2 separate regions of the Homo sapiens genome follow, and region 2 is linked to region 1. Evidence: chromatin loops called from intact Hi-C (ENCODE). Cell type or tissue: PC-9. All regions are shown on one strand.

What was found. A loop is a pair of places that touch in the nucleus more often than their neighbours do. Peaks named below come from ENCODE experiments on the same cell type or tissue, not always from the same donor. Only the 100,000 strongest peaks of a DNase experiment are listed, where the experiment ranks them.
Region 2: a loop joins it to region 1, with 3 times the contacts of the local background. A loop is called at or near these places in 5 of 110 quality-filtered maps.

The regions. Positions count from the first base shown.
Region 1 is chr19:35,063,521-35,071,520 of GRCh38, reverse strand. HPN (hepsin) reads right to left here. Exons shown (of 13, transcript NM_001384133.1): 10 at 6,176-6,271; 11 at 5,840-5,982; 12 at 5,489-5,653; 13 at 4,948-5,272. The coding sequence ends at 5,234. All of the region lies in intron 3 of HPN-AS1 (HPN antisense RNA 1), which reads left to right. Among named protein-coding and RNA genes, the nearest start is that of HPN, 26 kb to the right of the region's middle. RefSeq lists a silencer at 690-890 and enhancers at 2,275-2,960, 2,961-3,646, 5,101-5,862. In PC-9, a CTCF peak has its summit at 4,227 (motif pointing left); DNase peaks (open chromatin) are centred at 2,980, 4,200, 4,540 and 7,420; H3K4me3 peaks cover 356 bases; H3K27ac peaks cover 796 bases.
Region 2 is chr19:34,969,837-34,977,836 of GRCh38, reverse strand. LOC124904700 (a long non-coding RNA gene) reads left to right here and starts at 4,210. Exons shown (of 2, transcript XR_007067237.1): 1 at 4,210-4,653; 2 at 5,208-5,471. In PC-9, a CTCF peak has its summit at 4,492 (motif pointing left); a DNase peak (open chromatin) is centred at 4,466; H3K27me3 peaks cover 3,185 bases.

The DNA of each region.
Region 1 (8,000 bases):
GGCTAAGCTTAAAAAAAAAAGACACACACACACACACACAAAAGGAAAAGAGATAATTTGAATAAAACAATACAAGTAGTACCAGCGGTATTTGTTTGCCCCTAAGCTCCATAAAGTTGGTTTGTCCTGTCCCCTATATTTCTCCAATTCCTAGAACAGTGTCTGGCACATAATAGGTGCTTAATAAATATTATTTGAATGAATGAATAGCAAAAATTAAGACAGCCACTTTCAAACATCTGAATTTGGGGAAATACTGAAGTAACATGTATAAAACTCTCAGTACAGTACCTGTCACATAGGAAGTGCTCAAAAATATGCATGGATATGTTTATTAATATAAATTATTATTATTATTTAGAAGTGAAACAGGCATTGTGGCCAAATGCTAATTAGTGAAGTATTAAATTAAAGATTTGCCCAAAGCTGACTATCACCTTCTTAGAATGAACTTCTGTAATGTAAGAACAAATGTGAAAGTGTTCTAAAAAGTTATTACTGTCATAATTTTATTATCCACAATTTTAGCAGGGAAATATTTCAGGTTGAACACCTTACTGAGGGATCATTTCTCTGCTTTGTCAGCTGTTAATTTGCTCCGATAGTCCATAAGCTCCTAGGGCAGTTTTAAGATGTGGCCCCAAATTTTTTGACCTGCCTTCCACCACCAAAGGGTGGGGTCTCCATCTCCTCCTCTAGGGTCTGGACAGGTTTGTGATTGCTTCAGCTGACAGAGTGGAGCAGAAATGAGGCTGGGGTGTAAAGGCCAGTGTCTGCTGGAATGCTCACTCTGGAGCCATGAGCCACCACGTGAGAAGTTCAAATGTCCTTGGGTAGCCATATTGGAAGGAAGCCCAAGTTAGCCAGACAATGAGTCCACAGTACCAGCTGAGCTCAGCTTTTGAGTGATCCCAGCCCGGATACTAGACTTGTGAGTAAAGAGCCTCCTTTTGGGATACCGAGGCAGGAGGGTCACTTGAGCCCAGGAGTTCAAGACCAGCCTGGGCAACCAGTCCCATCTCTACAAAAAAAAAATAAAATTAGTTGGGTATGGTGGCACACACCCGTAGTCCCAGTTACTTGGGAAGCTAAGTTGGGAGGATCGATTGAGCCCAGGTGGTAGAAGTTTTAGTGAGCCATGATCACACCACTGCACTCCAGCCTGGGCGACAGAGTGGGACCCTGTTTCAAAACAAACAAACAAAAGAAGCCTCCCTATTCCAGTCCCTGTTCCTTTAGGCTTTCTAGCTAAGGACCTGGTCATCAGGGAGCAGAGACAAGCTGTGCCTGCTGTTCCCTGTCCAACTTTCTGAGCTGCAGAATCCATGAGCATTTACTGTACCCACTAGCTTTGGGTGGTATGTCATGCAGCAAGAGCCAAAACAGCTCCTCGCTTCATAACTGCAGGATTGAAACAGTGTTACTTTTTATGCAGAAACTAAAGTCCATCTCCCTACTTATGCTGCTATCTGAATGTTCACAATAATTATTTCTGAATATAAAATGAATAGCCTTCACCATCATTGCTAATCATGGCTGTGATTTTATGTATGAAATAACTGTTGTGGCAGAGTAGCTGTACATTTCTCCTTCAACCCAGCTGGGAGAATGCCAACTTATAACCACATATGGAGCTATCTGTTCCAACTAACATCCAGAAAGCTTTTCTATATTTGAAAAGGACTATGTAGATATAAATGCTAAATAGGAATGCAAAACTTGGCTTGGGTTCCTGATGTAGTTGCACTAATTCTGTAAGATGGGTCAAATATTTCTGATTCTGAGCGGCACCACAATGACATGGAAGTAATTTTCATATTCAGCTTTTCTGAAGACTGAGACCCTGGCAGGAACTGAAAGCAACCTTGTGACTGTTATTATTCTTTTTAAATATCTTCCTAGCTCTTTGGGGTGAGTGGCAAGGTTGCTGGGAGCAGGAGGAGAAACTGAGGCTCACTGACCCCTGGCATACAAGGGAAACCAGTGAATGGCTGTTGAGTGAATCACAATCTCCCCAGCCCCTCCACTCCTCCAACAAAGCAACAGTGCAGACAGAACTCAGAATGGCTGTCAGAGGCGTTTGAACCAGAGCAACTCCATCTTAAATAGGACCTGGGTAAAGTAAGGCGGAGACCTGCTGGCCCGCATTCCCGGTAAATTAAGGCATTCTAAGTCAGAGGATGAGAGAGGAGGTCGGCACAAGATACAGGTCATAAAGACCTTTCTGATAAAACAGACTGCAGTAAAGAAGTCGGGAAAACCCACCAAAACCAAGATGGCCATGAAAGTGACCTCTGATTGTCCTCACTGCTACACCCCCACCAGCGCTATGACAATTTACAAATGCCGTGGCAATGTTGGGAAGTTATCCTATATGGTCTAAAAAGGGGAGGCGTCAATAATCCACCCCTTGTTTAGCATAACTAAATAATAAATCAAGACTAAATCAAGAAATAACCATAACAATGGGCAACCAGCAACCCTCGGGGCTGCTCTGTCTATGGAGTAGCCATTCTTTTATTCCTTTACTTTCTTAATCAACTTGCTTTCACTTTACTCTGTGGACTTGCCATGAATTCTTTCTTGCACGAGATCCAAGAACCCCTGGGGTCTGGATCAGGACCCCTTTCCAATAACATGGCCACCTGGTTTTTATTTTCCCAGCAGGATGCCTGTTGGCTTTTAATGACCAAATTTCCATCAGATCCCCTAGAATAAGGCCACATCCCCCCCAGACTTCCCAGGGCAGGGCCATGCCTTCTTCAGTGCCCCTCACACCCGCCCTTCTCCTCACCAGAGCAAACTGTGTCCCTCCAGGACATGGTCACCTCAGTTTAGAACCCCCAGGGTGGACCATGTTCTCTCAGAGTCCCCAGACTTCCTAAAACACAGGTACAGTACATTTCTCAGCTGGCAATTACAAAGGAAAACTCAGTCACTCCGTGTTGTAACTCAATACGTTTCTAACAAAGCAAGCCGTAGGTCAGGTCTCAAATTACATCCCACATGCCATGGGTAGAACACCACAGCCAGAGGTAGACGTTTGGGGAAACTGCACTGAGGCTCTGCTAACACGATGTGGGCCTGGGGGCTCCTGACCAACAAAGCAGTGGTGGGGCTCAACCTCGCCAGGGGTGTGGGGATCGGGGAGTGACGCTGGGATCGTTTTCCAAATGCACAGTTTGTCAGTTTCTCAAAGGAGCTCTTGTAGATCATCTATATTTTAGGAAGCTGGGCTGGGTGCAGTGGCTTAGGCTTGTAATCCCAGCACTTTGGGAGGCCAAGGTGGGCGGATCACCTGAGGTCAGGAGTTCGAGACCAGCCTGCCAACATGGTGAAACCCGTCTCTACTAAAAATACAAAAATTAGCCAGGTGTGGCAGCAGACATCTGTAATCCCAGTGTCAGGCCTCTGAGCCCAAGCCTGCATGTATACATCCAGATGGCCTGAAGTAACTGAAGAATCACAAAAGAAGTGAAAATGGCCGGTTCCTGCCTTAACTGATGACATTACCTTGTGAAATTCCTTCTCCTGGCTCAGAAGCTCCCCCACTGAGCACCTTGTGACCCCCACCCCTGCCCGCCAGAGAACAAACCCCTTTGACTGTAATTTTCCACTACCTATCCAAATCCCATAAAACGGCCCCACCCCTATCTCCCTTCACTGACTCTCTTTTCGGACTCAGCCTGCCTGCACCCAGGTGATTAGAAAGCTTTATTGCTCACACAAAGCCTGTTTGGTGGTCTCTTCACATGGATGCGCGTGACACCCAGCACTTTGGGAGGCCGAGGCAGGTGGATCACCTGAGGTCAGGAGTTCGAGAGCAGCCTGGCCAACATGGTGACAGCCCGTCTCTACTAAAAATACAAAAATCAGCTGGGCGTGGTGGGGCACGCCTGTAATCCCAGCTACTCGGGAGGCCGAGGCAGGAGAATCGCTTGAACCCAGGAGGCGGAGGTTGCAGTGAGCTAAGATCACGCCACTGCACTCCAACCTGGGAGACAAGAGTGAAACTCTGTCTCAAAAAAAAAAAAAAAAAAAAAAAGGAAATTGCTTGGAAGCTGTGGTCCATGGGTGATGTATGATAATTGTTATTATTTAAAGTCATGGTGAACAGGCTCCCCCGCTGAGCCTTTCTTCAGCAGAACAGCAGGTTTTCAGCAACATGCGGCTGACTCCAGGCAGGAAACCCCTTAATGTGTCACAATGTTGGGGCAGCAGTGCCCCCTGGTGGCCATCGGGGCTGCATGAGGCTCTGCAGAGGCTCTACAGAAGGGGGTTCCTCCCCAGAAGCTGCCCAGATGGAGAAAGGGGTTGGGGGAGGGTCTCAGGCTGTGTTCCCAGCGTCTCCCTATCTCCACCTTACAGGGCCCCGTTTTCCGTGTTGGTTCAAGGTAGATGTCTTTTTTGCTCACTGAGCATCTATTTCCACTTCTGGAAATAGCACCCTATTTCCTTTGGGACTCCCACACTCAGGTCACACGATTCTTGAAGGCCTAGCGCCTCCCACTCCACCCCGCTCCACCCCTACCGCGTACATCCGGTGCACAGTGATTTGCCAAGGGATGAGCACGTGACCCAAATCTGTACAATGGGAGCTGGGCCTGGGTTTTTGTTGTTGTTGCCTGGGACTTTTTCTGCAGTGATTGGGAAAGAGTTTGTGTGGAAGGGGACATCTCTCTCTCTGGTTGTAGGAGAGGCTGCTTGGAAATGAAGCTAACACAGCCTAAGGCAGATTTGAGAGAGCAGCTGGATCCAGCTGTACCTGAAGCCAATTTGCTCCAGGAAAATTCCAGTTAAGTGAACCAATTAAAATCTTAAATCTCAAATCAGTGGGAACTGAGGGACCCACACTCTCTGTCTGATTTGCGCCAGGTCCTAATTCTTCTCTTCCTTCCTGACAAAATGTCCTCATTGCTGTGTACATTTGTAAGCTCGGAGGCCACATTAATCAAAACCATCTTTATTATTTAAAGAGCATCCCGTCATCAGGGGCACCTAGACAGGAGTCCCAGACAGCAGAACAATATTTACATGGGGGTCAGGAGGGTGAGGTTGGGTGGTCTCGGGGCTGAGTGGGCCCGCCACTGTGGAAGAGAGGACCCTGGAGGGAGGGTGTCCTTGGACCTGTGGACCGGGCCCAAGAAGAAAAACGTCCCATCCTAGGCCCAGCGTGGATCCCACCACCGGGATCACCTCGGGCCCTGGAGGCTGCGCAGCGAGAAGCCACCGGTCAGAGCTGGGTCACCATGCCGCTGGCTTCGGAGTGAGTCTGGGGAAAGACAGCTGGGGGCTCCCGAGGTCTGAGAGGCTTCCACGTCCCACCACTGGCTTCCCTTCCCCAGGAACCCTTCAAAGTCCATCTGTTCCCAAGGGGGGCCCTCTTCTAGGCCTGAGCGTAGGTTTCCTAAAACAAATCTCTGCCTCCCTTCCCCCATTAGACACCCAAACGTCCCCACCCTGGCTCCCATCTGGACCCAACTTTCACCTTTATGGCCTGGAAGATCCACTCCCGGAAGTCACTGACTTTGGTGTAGACGCCTGGCTTCTGGGCCAGGGCACAGCCAGTGCCCCAACTCACAATGCCACACAGCCGCCAACGTGGCGTCCGAGAGATGCTGTCCTCACACACAAAGGGACCACCGCTGTCGCCCTGGGAGGGGAGAGGGAGGTCTGGCTGAAGGCCAAAGTGGTTGGACAGGAGGCCCACCCCGGGATGACATGGGCTGTGGCCCCAGAGCCCTCAGGCTTTTAGATGGGGAGCCTGACCACCCACTCCCCTGCATCTCCATCCCTGGGGTGGCAGCGACCAGGGGGCTGCCCCTACAGAGTCCCTCACCTGGCAGGCATCAATGCCACCCTCGGGGTAGCCAGCACAGAACATCTTGGGCTTGATCTGGTTTCCATAGAAGTCAGCGCCATTGCAGACATCATTGCTGATTATGGGGACTCGAGCCTCCTGGAGTACCCCGGCCTGTTGGCCTGGGGGTGTGCAGGCAAGGCTGGCCAGAGCTGGGGGGTGTACACACCCCCCTTCCCTCCTGGTGCCCACCCCATTCCCCTCAGCGTCCCTACTCCTCATGGTCAAGACTCATCCAACCAGCCAGACTGCCCATCCCCAGCCTAGTTCAGAGTCTCCCAAACGGTGGCATCAGAGGCAGAGGACAGGACTCACCATAGTACTGCGTGTTGCCCCAGCCCGTCACGGTACAGATCTTGCCATCCACCAGGGCCTGGCCGGCAGCTGGGAGGCACACAGGCTGGATGTATTCTGTGAGAGAGACAATGCTGGTCCAGCCCCCGCTGGCCTGCCCCACCTGGTACAAACCTCTGTCCAGCTGCTACCATGGCCCCTAACACACCCTGCCCTCTCTGTTCTTTAAAAAAAAAACCACAATAGGCTGGGCACAGTGGCTCATGCCTGTAATCCCAGCACTTTGGGAGGCCGAGGCAGGAGGATCACTTGATGTCAGGAGTTTGAGACCAGCCTGGCCAACGTGGCGAAACCTCATCTCTACTAAAAATACAAAAATTAGCCGGGCATGGTGGCACGCACCTGTAATCCCAGCTACTCGGGAGACTGAGGCAGAAGAATCACTTGAACCCAGGAGGTGGAGGTTGCAGTGAGCCGAGATCATGTCATTGCACTCCAGCCTGGGCGACAGAGCAAGACTCTGTCTCAAAAACAAACAAACAAACAAAAAAGCCACAACGGAAGTCGCCACGTACCAAGAGCTCATCGCATACTAGGCGCCTTCCTGCACCATTTTCTTTAATGTTTCATCAGCCCAGAGAGGTAGGGTCTATATTATCCCATTTTAGAGAGGGGGAAAATGAGGCCAAGTCACGTGTCCAAAGTTTCATAACATGTATGTTTTAACACAGCTTGTTTTCATTTCTAAGCCTGCAGTGTCACCCAGGCCAGAGTGCAGTGGCAGGAACATGGCTCACTGCAGCCTCGACCTCCTGGGCTCAAGCAATCCTCCTGCCTCAGCCTCCCAAAGCACTGGGATTACAGATGGCAGGTGCCTGTAATCCCAGCTACTCAGGAGGCTGAGGCAGGAGAATCGCTTGAACCTAGGAGGCAGAGTTTGCAGGGAGCCGAGATTGCGCCATTGCACTCCAGCCTGGGTGACAGAGCAAGACTCTGTCTCAAAAAAAGAAAGAGAGAGAGAGAAGAAAGAGAGAGAGAGAGAGAGAGACACTCCTATCTTGAGACATTTGACTTCCACCTAGCAGAAAATCATAATAATAAATACACAGGTCTACAGAGAGAGTGGTAACCCTGAGATGTGGTGTCCTTGTGCAGTGCACAACCTATGCAAGGGTTCCTGGCAGCCCTGCCTGTTGCCTGCTGCCTGCTGCCTGCTGATGACATCACCTGCCTGAGTCTTAGAGCTCTCAGATGTAGAATGGAAATAATAATCACTTATCCCCAGAAGTTGTAGTGAGAAATTGGTGAGTCATTGAGTTGCATGCCAGGCAAACAGCAAGTGTTCATATAACTAGTAAAAGTATTAAACAACAATAGTAGCAATTGCTAACATTTACCAGTGTTCACTATGTGCTGGCAGTTCTCTAAGCTCTTTACTCATATTAACCCTTTTAATTGTCTCAATAACCCTAGGAAGTCATTTTACAGATAAGGGAAACTGAGGCACGGTGAGGTGAAGCCATGTGTCCAAGATCACACAGTTGGCAAATATCTGAATCTGACCCCAAAGCCCATGCTGTGACCCCCTCAGCCCTGTGTCTGAAATCCCAGCCGCTTCCACCTGTCCACCTGTCCTCAAAGATGCGTCCTTACTTCAATATTAACTCTCTCACTCTTTTCACTAAGGAGAAGGGTGTGGCAACGATCTTGGCTCACTGCAACCTCCACCTCCTGGGTTCAAGTGATTCTCCTGCCTCTGCCTCCAGAGTAGCTGAGACTACAGGTGCCTGCCACTACACCTGGCTAATTTTTGTGTTTTTAGTAGAGATGGGGTTTCACCACGTTG
Region 2 (8,000 bases), 94 kb after region 1:
TTTTTTTTTTTTTTTTTTTTTTTGAGACAGAGTTTTGCTCTTGTTGCCCAGGTCGGAGTGCAATGGCATGATCTCGGCTCACTGCAACATCTGCCCCCCGGGTTCAAGCGATTCTCTGCCTCAGCCTTCCAAGTTGCTGGGATTACAGGTGCCCGCCACGATGCCCGGCTAATTTTTTGGATTTTTAGTACAGACGGGGTTTCGCCATGTTGGCCAGGCTGATCTCGAACTCCTGACCTCAGGTGATCCACCAGCCTCGGCCTCCCCGAAGTGCTGGGATTACAGGCGTGAGCCACTGTGCCAGGCTGTGAATACAAATTCTTAATAAATGTTTGTTACTTTGTTCACGTGTGATCCAAGATGAGTTGAAGGAAGGGGCTTGGGCCTTGAAGAAGTAGGAGAGTTTAAAGACTCTGGGGGCCACGTGAAGGGAAAGATTTGGGCTCTTACAGCCTCTTCATTTCCCTGAGACCCAACCCCAAATTGGCCCCAACTTATTCAGTCAGAATATTCTTTATCAACACCATCATGAAAGTTTCTTCCCTTGTAACCTGAGAATGGAAAAGCCAAGTTTCCATTTCCTTCATGGTGGGATGCAGTCCATGAAGCTCTCCAGCCTGTGACCCCTTTCTAAGCCTTCCCATTGCCAATCAAATGCCCACTAGGGGTAGCCTCTTCCTCTACCATCACCTGCCCCTCATAAGGTCCTAAGTATGGACCCAGAGCCCATACACAAGGCCTACTCCACTGTGGACTGCAGACCCTGGTTCTCAAGTCCAAGGGGCAGAAGGGGCTGAGCTGGAACCATGCCCCTTGGCCACAGAACCAACCTGGATGAGCCCTGCAGACCCTGGGAGCCAGCTCTCAGGGAAGAAAGTGGAGGAGGGTGGGAGTACAGCAATGGGGAGAAGGGCAGGGGGAGCTGGCCAGTGCAGGGTGGGCCTGGGGTATGGAGCCTCAGAGCATTCTGATGAAGCAGTGTTATAGGACCAACAGGCTCACACATCCACTGTGCAGTGACAGACCATTCCACTGAGACAGCAGGGTTGGCAGCAGAGAAAGAGTTTCATGATCACAGGGCGCCAAGTGAGGACATGAGAGGAAACCCTCAAATCCATCTCCCCAAGGAGTTCTGGGCTGGCGATTTTAAGGGGATCATGGAAGGACGAGGAGCTGGAGAATTGGGGTGGTTGATTGCTTGGGGTTAGGGGGATGAAATCAGGGTGTGAAAACTGCATTCTTTAGTGAGTCAGCAGCTCCTGTGGGTTCCTTCAGACCAAATGGCATCAGTGGTTTCATCAGTATACAGAACCTGAAAAAATATCTCAAATGGAAAACTTAACATTTCTTTTGTTTGTTTGTTTGTTTGTTTGAGGCAGTTTTGCTCTTGGCATCTAGGCTGGAGTGCAGTGGCACCATCTTGGCTCACTGCAACCTCTGCCTCCTGGGTTCAAGCGATTCTCCTGCCTCAGCCTCCTGAGTAGCTGGGATTACAGGCACCTGCCACCATGCCTGGCTAATTTTTGTATTTTCAGTAGAGACGGGGTTTCACCATGTTGGCCAGGCTTGTCGCGAACTCCTGACCAGGAGATCCACCCACCTTGGCCTCCCAAAGTGCTGGGATTACAGGCGTGAGCCACTGCACCCGGCCAAAACTTAACATTTCGTAATGTTCAAGTTCTTATCTCTAGAGCAGTTAAGGGGAACTATCATCTTGGAACAGGTCTGTGTGATTCTAGAACAACAGGCACCAAACCACTGTGAGAAAGGGCAGGTCAGAGAGCAGGATGACCTCATGATGACCGCTGAATGTGCTGCAAGCTTGGTTATTTTCATTTCTCCCCGTCCCTTCTTCCCTGATTAATTTAATAAAGTGAATATGGTTTCAGCAGAAACACTGGTGGTGGAAGAAGGGCATGTCACTCACATCCTTCCCACACCTCATTTGTCTCAGGGAGGAGCATTGTTTGGGGACCCCAGAAGGGGAAGGGTTTCTGACCCCAGAAGAGTAAGGACACTTTATAGAAAAAAAGGCACGGAGCCGGGGAGGCCTTTACTGAAAGTCAGTATCCAAAGGCTCGCTGAATTCTTCAAAGAACGTTTCAGCCCTTTTTTTTTTTTTTTTTTTGCGACGGAGTCTCACTCTGTCACCCCGGCTGGAGTGCAGTGGCACAATCTTGGCTCACTGCAACCTCCACCTCCTGGGTTCAAGCAATTCTCCTCCCTCAGCCTCCCGAGTAGCTAAGATTACAGGCCTGCACCACCATGCCTGGCTAATGTTTGTATTTTTAGTAGAGATAGGGTTTCCCCGTGTTGGCCAGGCTGGTCTCAAACTCCTGACCTCAGGTGATCCATCCGCCTCGGCCTCCCCAAGTGCTGGGATTACAGGTGTGAGTCACTGCGCCCAGCCACGTTTCAGCATTTCATTTGAGCAGGGAATACATCCTCAAGAGGAGCAGGAAAAGGGAAGAAGATGCAGGAAAGTTGGCCATTATTTGAGAAGATAAAACCCACTCTCTGTGGTGCTGACAGTATTTCTTTGTGCACCATCGTTCACAGCTCTTGGTCCAGAGGTTACAACCACGCCCACCACACCACCTGCAGACTGGCTCCAGATTAATTTCCTGGGTCTGCTTCCTCCCTCACTCACATTTAACTTTGCAAATCCCCTTCATTCATTATTCATTCATTCCACAAATATTTGTCAAAGGTGCTAGAGATAAAATGGGAAATAAGTTTCTTGCATTCGAGAAGTTTATAATGTGATGAAATCATTGTCTTTGCTAGCATATATTAAGAATTTACACCTGGTGAATCTTCCTTCAAAAATGAGAAATCAAGTACGTCAATGGACATTTGGTGGGAGATTAACAGAGAATTCCAGAATGACTAAACAAACCCACAATTTTGGGGAGGAGAACAAAAAGAAAGAATGAAGACAAAATCCCCCAGAAATGGTCTCAACGGTGAGGAAAGAGAAGTCAGAAGCTGGGTATTGCTACATCCTGGAAACAGCATATAGGAAATTAGGAAATTTAGGAAGGCGATTTCTTGTTCTAATTCTGCCTGACTCATGCAAATTCCCGCATATCTATTTACGCCTCTGTCACTCAGTTTTCCTCATCTGTACAGATAAACTCTAATCTAATGCAGATGGGTGTTACAAAAATGCAACAGTGCACCTAAGAGTGCTTTGGGAACCATGAAGCTCTATATAAATAGGAAAGAATATATTTTTTTAGAGTGCCTCCTAACATCGCTGATCTCTGTCTTCCAGGCACCTTCTTTCCTGGAGCACAACTCACCAATTCCACCACCAGCTGGTTTCTTCCTACGTCACAAAAGCAACTGCGAACAGGGCTCCATTGAGTGGGGACCCGACTCATTACTTCTCTCAGGGGGCCCACAGTGGAGTTAGAAAGGCGAGCCCAGCAAACACTTACAGGAAACTGCCGTGAGCCCCATCACTGAGCATGGGTGGGGTGGGTGAACTAGAATTTGCTATCTGAGCAGTTGGTGTTTGACTTGAGTCTTTGAAGCACCTGGAAAATAATATCACACGTCCTTGGTGTTCCATGTTTGCCCTGACCGCACCTTTATCTGAAGGCCCCTGAGGGCTGAGGTCTTGCATTCCAGGAGACCCTTGAGGGTCAGGGTTTATGTGTTTCTCCTATGCCTACACACACAGGTGGTGTGGAGTTGTTCCATAGCACAGTTCCATTCATACACAAGGTTCTTACAGTGTGCAATGACCCAGGCTTGCAGCCCTTCTCAACCTTAACTGCACAGTAAAATCCCCAGGGAAACTTTTAACAATCCGGGCAGCAGGCTGCACCCCAGACCAATGCAATCAAAATCTCTGGGGGTAGTCCCTTGCATCAGGGATTTTAAAAGTTCCTCTGGGCCAGGCGCGGTAGCTCACACCTGTAATCCCAGCACTTTGGGAGGCCGAGCTGGGCAGATCACTTGGGGTAAGGAGTTCGAGACCAGCCTGGTCAACATGGTGTAACCCCGTCTCTACTAAAATACAAAAATTAGCCGGGCGTAATGGTGGGAGCCTGTAATCCCAGCTACTCTGGAGGCTGAGGAGGGAGAATCGCTTGAACCCGGGAGGCGGAGGTTGCAGTGAACAGAGATCGCGCCATTGCACTACAGCCTGGGCGACAGAGGGAGACTCCATCTCAAACACACACACACACACACACACACACACACACACACACACACACACACTTCCTCTGGTGGTTCTAACACGCAGCCAAGGTAGAGAACCACTGAGTTACAGCCTGGCCCTCAAGGGTGCACACCAATTGCCTGGGTGGGGGAGTTGACAAAATGCAGATTTTGATTCAGCAGGTCTGGTTTTAAGTCCTGAGGTTCTGCTTTTCAAACAAGTTCCCAGACGCTGCTGCCGCTGGTGGCCGGACAGCATTTTGACAGAAAGGGGCGGGAGCACAAGCAAAGTTCCCTGGGACCGGGATTGTGGTTCTAGTGCCCTCTGGTGGTCAGGACCTCCCTAGCAGCGCCCTGCAGAGAAGAACTGATGATAGAAGCCCTGGCTAACAGAATTTCTGGCGGACACCTGGATTTCAGCCTTGTAATGACCGGAGCAGAACCCAGCCAAGCCTGCTTGGACTCCTGACCTACAAAACTGTGAGATAATAAACGGGTGTTGTTTAAAGCTGCTAAATTTATGGTAATTTGGTGTGCAGCAATAGACAAGAACAAGCTTCATCGTAACAGGCCAGCTGAGAAACCCAAACCCACAGGCTCGGCCCAGTGACCTTGCACGTCTCTTCTCTAGTTCAGGGAGATGGATTCATTCCCAACCTCCTGCTCTCATGGGAGACGAGGTGGAAAGGATTGTACTTCTTGCTGCTTTATTTTTTCATGATTGCTGACTTCTTTTCATCCTACGATGCTTGTTGTCACTGACACCCGTGAAAGCTCAGGGGTGGGATGGTGGTGGGGTTGTTTGCTCTCTGTGGCTGATTGTATTTTCCAAAGGTGAATGCACGGATATATCCTATGCCACATGCCCTCCTTACAATGACCTCGATGACTTGATCTCCTTCATGGAGATATGGGATTTATGTTCCCATCCCTTCAATCTAGCAGGCCTGAGACTGTGGCAGGAGTGACCCCAGGTGACTTTGAAGGCTAAGTCATAAAAGGGGATAACTTCTGCCTGGCTCTCTCTTTCTCAGGGTGCTCATCCTCGGAACCCAGTCTCCATGCTGTGAGGAAGCCCAAGCAGATGCACAGAAAAGCCACCTGTAGGTATCCTGGTCACAGCCCCATCTGAGAGCCAGCATCAATTGCCAGACTTGTAAGTGAGAGAGCTTTCAGAAGGTTCCAGTCCCCTGTCTTCAAGTGGCCCAGCTGATGCTGAGTGAAGCAGACATGAGCCCCAGTGAGTCCTATCCAAGTTGTAGATTCGTGAGCAGAATAAACATTGCTTTGATTCTGGAGCAGTGGCTCGTGCCTGCAATCCCAGCACTTTGGGAGGCTGGGATGGGATGAATGCTTGGGACCAGGAGTTTGAGACGAGCCTGGACAACATGGAAAAACCCTGTCTCTACAAAAAATTAAAAAATTAACCAGGTGTGTTGGTATGAGCCTGTGGTCTTAGCTACTAGGGAGGCTGAGGCGGGAGAATCGCTTGAACCCGGGAGGTCAAAGCTTCAGTGAGCAGTGATTGCACCACTGCACTCCAGCCTGGGTGATAGACTGAGACTCTGTCTTAAAAAACACACAAACAAAAAACCCCAAACCAAAAAACCCCCACATCGCTCTAAGCTGTGAAACTTTGGGATGATTGTGGTGCAGCAAAAGACAACTAGAACACTGTCAGGTTTTTCCCGAGGACAAAACACTGAATTTGACCCTGTGTAGGGGTTGGGGTGAGGAAGCTTTGGTTTTGATAAATTACAGGTGAATTACCTGTTTTCCATTAATTACTATTTTTTGTTTTGTTTTGTTGAGATGGAGTCTCACTCTGTTGCCCAGGCTGGAGTGCAGTGGCACGATCGTGGCTTGCTGCAATCTCTGCCTCCTGAGTTCAAGTGATTCTGCTGCCTCAGCCTCCTGAGTAGCTGGGAGTACAAGTGCCCACCACCACGCCCAGCTAATATTTTGGATTTTTAGTAGAGATGGGGTTTCACTATATTGGCCAGGCTGGTCTGCAACTCCTGACCTCAGGTGATACGCCCGCCTTGGCCTCCCAAAGTGCTGGGATTACAGATGCGAGCCACCGCGCCCAGCCCATTAATTACTATTTTTAAAAGGCAGTCTCGTAAGAAACTAAGCACAGTGCTTATAAACCATTAGGAACTCCCCAGAAAGTTTTTGGAGTATTAGCATTTTTATAACTTTTTTTCTTTGCCACTTAATTCCCTTAAAAGATTCTCTCTTTAAATAGTTCTCAAGGAGAGTCCAGACCCGGGGGGAGGGTAGTTTGAGATATTTTTCTCTCGGGACCTCCCCACTGGTGTTAGGCAGACTTCTAAGAGGGCCTCCAACAACCTCCACCTCCTGTTTGGGTGCCCTTGTGTCATTTTCTTCCCTTGAGTGTGGGCCCGACTTTATGACTTTGCTTCTAACCCAAAGAATATGGCAAAGGTGGTGGGAGGTGGCTTCCATGATGAGATTACAAAAGATTGTGACTTCTGTCTTATGGCAAACTCAACTGCCTTCTTGGTTTGCTTGCTTTAATGAAGCAAGCTCTCCGTTCTGCAAGGCCCAAGAGGGAAGGAATTGAAAGCAGCTTCAGGCCAAAAGCCGGGGAAGAACTGAGGCCCTCAGTCCGACAGGTTGTATGAAGTGAATGAACTTGGAAGTGACCCCTTTCCAGTTGAGCCATGAGATGAGATATTTGTCCTGGCTGGCACCTTGATGGCATTCTTGGGAGAGACCATGAAACAGGGAACCCAGCAGAGCCGTGCCTGGGTTCCAGACCCACAGAAACGAAGAGATAATAAAAGGATGTTGTTTTAAGCCTCTGCGTTTTTGGATAATTTGTTGTGCAGCAGTAGGTTACTAGCACACCGACCCTCCTCTGACTCCTGCAAATCATTTCTGTGTCCGAATCCCACGCTGCCACCATGCTCAGGCTAACCTGCACCCACCCTCCCCACACACATCAGGCATCTCAGCTGAGTGCATCTCCATGAAGCATGCGTTTCAGTTACACCCACCCTGGGTGTCTGTACCTGCATTTGCTAAAACTGTGTTGGAACACTCGACCTCATTCCTCACCCCTTTGTGTTGGGAACAGGACCCCCAAAATCTGGCCATAAACTGGCCCCCAAACTGGCCATAAACAAAATCTCTACAGCACTGTGACATGTTCATGATGGCCATGACGCCCATGTTGAAAGGTTGTGGGTTTGCCGGAATGAGAGCAAGGAACACCTGGCCCGCCTGGGGCGGAAAACCGCTTAAAGGCATTCTTAAACCACAAACAATAGCATGAGCGATTTGTGCCTTAAGGACATGCTCCTGCTGCAGATAACTAGCCATACCCATCCCTTTGTTTTGGCCATCCCTTTGTTTCCCATAAGGAATACTTTTAGTTAATCTATAATCTATAGAAACAATGCTTATCACTGGCTTGCTGTTAATAAATACGTGGGTAAACCTCTGTTCGAGGCTCTCAGCTCTGAAGGCAGTGAGAACCCTGATTTCCCACTCCACACCTCTATATTTCTGTGTGTGTGTCTTTAATTCCTCTAGTGCCGCTGGGTTAGGGTCTCCCTGACTGAGCTGGTCTCGGCACTTTGTATCTTCTCTCCCAGAGCCTGTGTCCAATTCCGTCTGAAGCAGGGAAAGCCTCAGCCACACTGTCCACCTGATATAATTTGGATATTTGTCCCCTCCAAATCTCAGGTTGCAAACTGATCCCCAGTGTCGGAGGTGGGGCCTAGTGGGAGGTGTTTTGCTCACGGGAGCGGATCCCTCATGAATGTGTTGGTGCTGACCCCACAGTAATAATAGTTCTC